Linked DNA regions of Homo sapiens: region 1 is linked to region 2. A link is a loop called in an ENCODE intact Hi-C map of the cell type or tissue named here. Cell type or tissue: dorsolateral prefrontal cortex. All regions are shown on one strand. Links, peaks and the distances in the headings refer to the core of each region. The heading gives the core; the rest is flanking DNA. Region 1 has its middle 37 kb from the start of PCSEAT. Region 2 overlaps LINC00111 (long intergenic non-protein coding RNA 111).

Evidence for each region. Peaks named below come from ENCODE experiments on the same cell type or tissue, not always from the same donor. Only the 100,000 strongest peaks of a DNase experiment are listed, where the experiment ranks them.
Region 1: it touches region 2 in a loop (9-fold over the local background); 4 of 110 quality-filtered maps call a loop at or near these places.

The regions. Positions count from the first base shown.
Region 1 is chr21:41,615,835-41,618,749 of GRCh38, reverse strand. No RefSeq gene overlaps it. Among named protein-coding and RNA genes, the nearest start is that of PCSEAT, 37 kb to the right of the region's middle. In dorsolateral prefrontal cortex, for the core only: no CTCF peak of the experiment used is centred there; no DNase peak of the experiment used is centred there; H3K27ac peaks cover 1,093 bases.
Region 2 is chr21:41,690,246-41,693,160 of GRCh38, reverse strand. All of the region lies in intron 2 of LINC00111 (long intergenic non-protein coding RNA 111), which reads right to left. Among named protein-coding and RNA genes, the nearest start is that of LINC00111, 12 kb to the right of the region's middle. In dorsolateral prefrontal cortex, for the core only: no CTCF peak of the experiment used is centred there; a DNase peak (open chromatin) is centred at 1,736; H3K27ac peaks cover 972 bases.

The sequences.
Region 1 (2,915 bases), core at 228-2,727, 74 kb after region 2:
GCATTTGCGGAGACAGATAGATAGATAGATAGATACACAGAGACAGATTGATCGATCGACCTTTCTCTTCTTATAAGGGCACTAATCCCATTATGAGGGTCCTACTCTCTTGACCTCATCTAAACCTAACCACCCCCAAAGGCCCTATCTGCAAGTACCATCACATTGGGGGTTAGGGATTCAACATACAAATTAAGGAGGGATATGAACATTCGTAGAGGCCCTAACACAGCCCTCAGCCCTCCATCCGTGTCCTGAGCACGCTCCTTAGTCCTATATGCATCAGCAAATGAGTCATACTTTTAGGTCTTTATTGGCAAAGTTTTTAACACTTTTTTGGAAACAGGTTAATCTCATGGTGTTGTCTTTTTTTTTTTTTTTTTTTTTGAGACAGTCACTCTGTTCCCCATGCTGAGTACAGTGGTGCAATCTCGTCTCACTGCAACCTCCACCGTCTTGGTTCAAGCGATTCTCCTGCCTCAGCCTCTTGAATAGTTGGGATTACAGATGTGTACCACCACCATGCCAGGCTAATTTTTGTATTTTTAATAGAGACGAGGTTTTGCCATGTTGGCCAGGCTGATCTTGAACTCCCGACCTCAGGTGATCCACCCGCCTTGGCCTCCCAAAATGCTGGGATTACAGGCGTGGGCCACCGCGCCCGGCTCATGGTGCTGTCTTGAGTGCTTTCATTCTGTGTTTACACTGTGTGTGTGTGTGTGTGTGTGTGTGTCTGCGCATGTGCTTGAGTGTGTGTTACATACATGATTGGACCCGTTGGGTGAACTTCTTCAGTGGTCGGACACCGTGCAACCTCATTACTCTGCTTTCACTGGATCAACACTGGAAAACACACACTGGGTAGCCATGATCATGTTGGCATCTGGTCCAAATGAATCAATGAAGGCTGTGTAGCCTACCACATCAAACAAGCCCTGGTCACCCTGACATGACGCTTGGGGAAAGCAGACCCCACAGTCTTGCCCTGCACTGCAGCAGGGGGAACCACTCTCCTACAGGGACAGGCGACATATGTAAATTCTGCCTCTCTTCCTAGAAACCACGGCAACTCATTAACAATAAGGCTAGTGAAAAAAAATACAGTGTAGATTTTCTTACTACAAGTTAATTTTTATTATATTTTTGAGTGGACTCATATTCTCGGGATCATCAAAGTAATAGATTAGAGGATAAACTGAGCTCTTTGTTAAAAAAGAGAAATAATAACAACCATCACTCAAAAGAGGGTCATTATTCTCAAAATCAAAAGGACTAAATCTATAAGTAAAATATAGAACACAAATATGGGTATTTTAAAAATGTGAACCCAGCATTGGTGACTCAGTTTTAACAAAATAGCATAATCCATCAAATTAAGCTTACATTGTTAATTTGAAATGTATTGGTGTTGTATTCTAATTTCATTGATAAATCTCTTTGATTTTTATTTACATAAGACCTATCATGGCTGGGTAATGTGCCACACACCTGTGGTCCCAGCTACTCAGGAGGCTGAGATGGGAGGCTTACTTGAGCCCAGGTGATTGAGGTTGTAATGAGCTGTGATCACACCACTGCACTCCAGCCTGGGCAACAAGCAAGACTGTCTCTAAAAAGAAAAGAAAAGAAAAGAAACAACAAAACAACAAAAAACTAAAAGAGCTATCAACGTAATATATTTGTAAGTCCTCTAGTGTTGCCACACATACAAGTAGCAGTAAAATAAAAATACTTTAACAAAAACTTAGGAGTCCACAGGATTTTTTTAAAAAGAGGATCTCTAAATGTAAGCTTGGGAAATGCTGGTTTAAGGCAGACTAAGCTGAAGGTTACACATCTCAGGCTTAGTCTGACTTGGAGAGGTGGGAAGTTTGTTGGAACTGGTGAGAGATCCCAGGAGCTGTGAGAATTCCCGCTCGCAGCTTTGACTGTAGCTCTGAACAACTTACTTCATTCACAGGATGGAGCCCAGGTGTATTAGGCAGTGAGTGGAGGAATCTAGTCTTCAGACGAGGGGCAGACCAGAGCTAGATTAGGGGCTCTTGGAATTATCCTCTTAGACCACTGAAGTGTAGGAAGGGAAGCCAAGGCACGTGGCCAGACCATGGCATTGGAGTGGGAGATGTCAGAGGGGACAGGGCTGTGACTCAGGAGTCATTCAGGCCCCACATCTGACCCCGTGGTCCCAGGAGGTCTGCCTGCTGACTGGGAGACCACTGCCCTGCCCAAGCGCTTTCTACCTTGGTCCTGAGGGCTCTGTCCTGGGGATGCTGCCAGAATCACAGGAGACTCTGTCCCGGAGGGCTGGGAAGGCAGCTGGCAACTGAACAGCCCATTGGCCATCCTGCCTGGCTGGACATGTGGGTTGTCTTTCATTTGTTATGACTAAGAATAGCACATTACCTCTTAAAAACTTTCCAGGCCTAGAAAATCTTCCCCACTCATTGGGGAGCAGGATGCTGGGCTCCTGATTAAATGCTTATCCTGGCACTTGAGCAGATTTGAATCTCTTTTTAAGGAATCTTTGGCCTTTCCCACAGGCAAGCTGCCCACAGCATGGGGAAGAGCGGCCGGTGCTCGCGTGAGGACGTCTCCAGCTCATCTGCTCCTGTATCTGAGAGCTGATGGCTGCTTTTGCATCTGCTTACTGGAACATTTTGCTTCCTTTATAATCAGCAACACAGAATATGGAATTGGCATCATTCTTGGGCTACATGGACTGATTTCTAGTTCCTGCCAAAAATATGTTTGAAACATCACTGAACAGACATTGTCTAAAAGTCTTGCTATCCATTTTTATTTTCCCAGTTTCATGTTGCTTCAAGTTAAAAATCATGAGAAAGCAGCAAACTGATTATTTTAGCTCCCCAAAATAAATTACTTTACTGAGTCATAAGTTAATGCAGTATCCTTGC
Region 2 (2,915 bases), core at 297-2,796:
GCAATGGCGCAATCTCTGCTCACTGCAGCTTCCGCCTCCTGGGTTCAAGCGATTCTCCTGCCTCAGCCTCCTGAGTAGCTGGGATTACAGATGCACACTGCCACGACTGGCTAAGTTTTATATTTTTAGTGGAGACTGGGTTTCGCCATGTTGGCTAGGCTGGCCTCGAACTCCTGACCTCAGGTGATTCTTCTGCCTTGGCCTCTCAAAGTGCTGGGATTACAGGTGTGAGCCACCGCACCCGGCCCCGGCTACTTCTTTTGTTGGCTCCCGTAGGCACATAAAATAAACCCGTTTCTCCTGTTTATCCGTCTTTTGTCCATGTAATTTGCAGCCCTCAGTTACTGAACCTAAGACGGTAAAGTAGTTGTTTCCTTCCCTACAAAGACAATGGAGAGACTCACAGTCTTTGCAGCAATCAGGCCAGAATGGTCAGGAGTTGGTTGATGACTGCCAGCTTTTCTAATTTTTGTTCCTACTTCTAATTTAGAGCCAACCAGAGAAAGTCAAATATGCGCCCCTAGCCAATCCCCTAGGATGTCCACTTCCACGAGCCTTCCCAGCTCCCTTTTGAAGACGGCCTCATCGGGGCACCCCTGGAGCCTGTCGTCCACCACCAAGCTCCCCACTGCCTGCCCTGAGTCTCTGCCAAACGCAGCTGGTGGAAGCGGCCCCCTCGCTAGAGCCTGCTCAGAATACACAGCCTGCGCTTGGTCTCAGGTGGGTGGTCTTCATTTGTTTCCACAGTGGGGCCGACAGTTGTTTCATACATGTCAGGTGCTTGACAGGAACTGCTGTCCTGCTTCGGAGCAAGGGGACTTAGCGAGAGGCCCCTCCACCCTGTGCCAGAGTCTCACATGCCTGCCAAACTGGAGAAGGTTTGGCTTTGGCAGACGTAAATATCGTAGGTGGTTTTCCATCTGCAGCTGCTCAGCAGAGAAACAATTTGGAGAAGGAACAAGAAAATGCTGCATTTAGGAGTTGAAAGAAGCAGCAACTTGGCAACAAGGTACAGAGCAGCTTTCTTAAGCGTGGTGCTGGATTCGGAGCTGGGTTTATATCCCAGTGGTACCTGTCTCTGACTTTTGCTAGGTACTTACTTCCCTGTCCCTAAAGTGGGCCTGGCATTAGTGCCTACGTCATAGGACCCATGTGGAACTCAGAGGAGAACGCAGGCCGACTTGGTGAGGAGGTCTAAGTAAACACAAGCGTCATTTTTCACCATTCCTGCATCCTAGGGACAGTCCCTCATCCATCCTCTTCTTCAGGTAAGGTCATGGCTGCAGGCAAGGGCTGAGCCTGGGAAAGGCATTTCCAAAGCCGCCTCCAAAAGCAAAGTGGGTGCTGATGAGTGAGAATCAATAGCACTCATCCTCCCACTCCTGCAGGAAGGAAGGAAGCTGCCACCTCTCGCCTGGGGGCAGAGATAAGGGAGGACTTGGAAGAGAGTCCTCAGAAAGCTAGAGACACTGGAATGGAGGCTGGGCTCTGCCTGGGGGAGCTGGAAGGACCTGGGGTTGGAGGTCCCTGTGGATGAGAGGAACTCCTGCTGATTTCGCAGCCTGGAAGGCTGAAGTCTAGATACGCTTGTGCTTGTGGCTTTGAGGGTGCAGAACTCTGTATCTCACTCTCTGTGCAAGGAGGGGATGATCGCTGCTCTGCCTCCTTCTAAAGAGCTGGTGATTGTGGAGTGATGGAAAACCTGGTGTGAATGTTTCTGTTGAAGAGCTGGCAGGGTCCTTTGCTTTCCAGGATGTGGGCAAGGCCATCTGGAGAGTGAAGGCGGTGGAAGACTCCCTGATGCCAGGTTCTGAGGGCTTGCATAGGCTCTGCCTCCTTCTCCTTTCCCTTGATTGGAGCAAAACTCTTTTTGGAGATGCATCTGTTTAGCCCCAGCCAGGCACCCTCCACCTATTATCTGAATTTTAGTCATGCCAGGAAGCCACCAAGGCAAGTCCTGCTAGCACCACATCCCAGGTGAGGGGTGCAGGTGCCCTGTTCAGCAAGGAGGCTTCAAACCTGGATTGAGGGGATCCCAGGGCTTCCCTGTCAACCCACCCTTGCACACGGATCAAACTTTATCTCAACGAGGCCCCTGTGAAAACTCAGATGTTCAGAATATGACCACAGTATTCATTTCCTGGGGCTGCTGTAGAAAATTACCACCAACTCAATAGCTTCGAACAAAACAAACTGAAATGATGTTGGGAAAACTGGATATCTACATGTGGAAGAATGAAATTGGACCCTTATCTCATACATATACAAAAATCAACTCAAAACGAATGAAAGACTTATATGTAGGACCTGAAACTTTCAAACTGCTAGAAGAAAACATAGGGGGCAAAGCTCTATGACATTGGTCTAAGCAATGATGATTTTGGATATGACACCAAAAGCACAGGCAACAAAAGTAAAATCATAGACACATGGGATCACATCAAACCCAAAAGCTTCTGCACAGCAAAGGAAACAGGCAACAGAGTGGAGGGACACCCTATGGAATGGGAGGAGATATTTGCAAGCCACACACTTGATAAGGGGTTAATTGCCAAAATATATAAGGAATTCAAACAACTCAATATCAAGAAAACAACCCAATTAAGAAATAAGTAATGGACCTGAATAGATATTTCTCAAAAGAAGACATCCAAAAGGCCAATGAGTATATGAAAAAATGCTTAATATCCCCAACCATCTAGGAAATGTAAGTCAAAACCACAATGAGATATCACTTCACACCTAATTATCAAAAAGATGAAAGAAAACAAGTGCCGGTGAGGATGTGGACTATCCTCTATGCACACTATTGGTGGGAATGTGGATCAGTGCAGCCATGACTGTTGGTGGGAACGTGGATCAGTGCAGCCATGACTGTTGGTGGGAACGTGGATCAGTGCAGCCATGACTGTTGG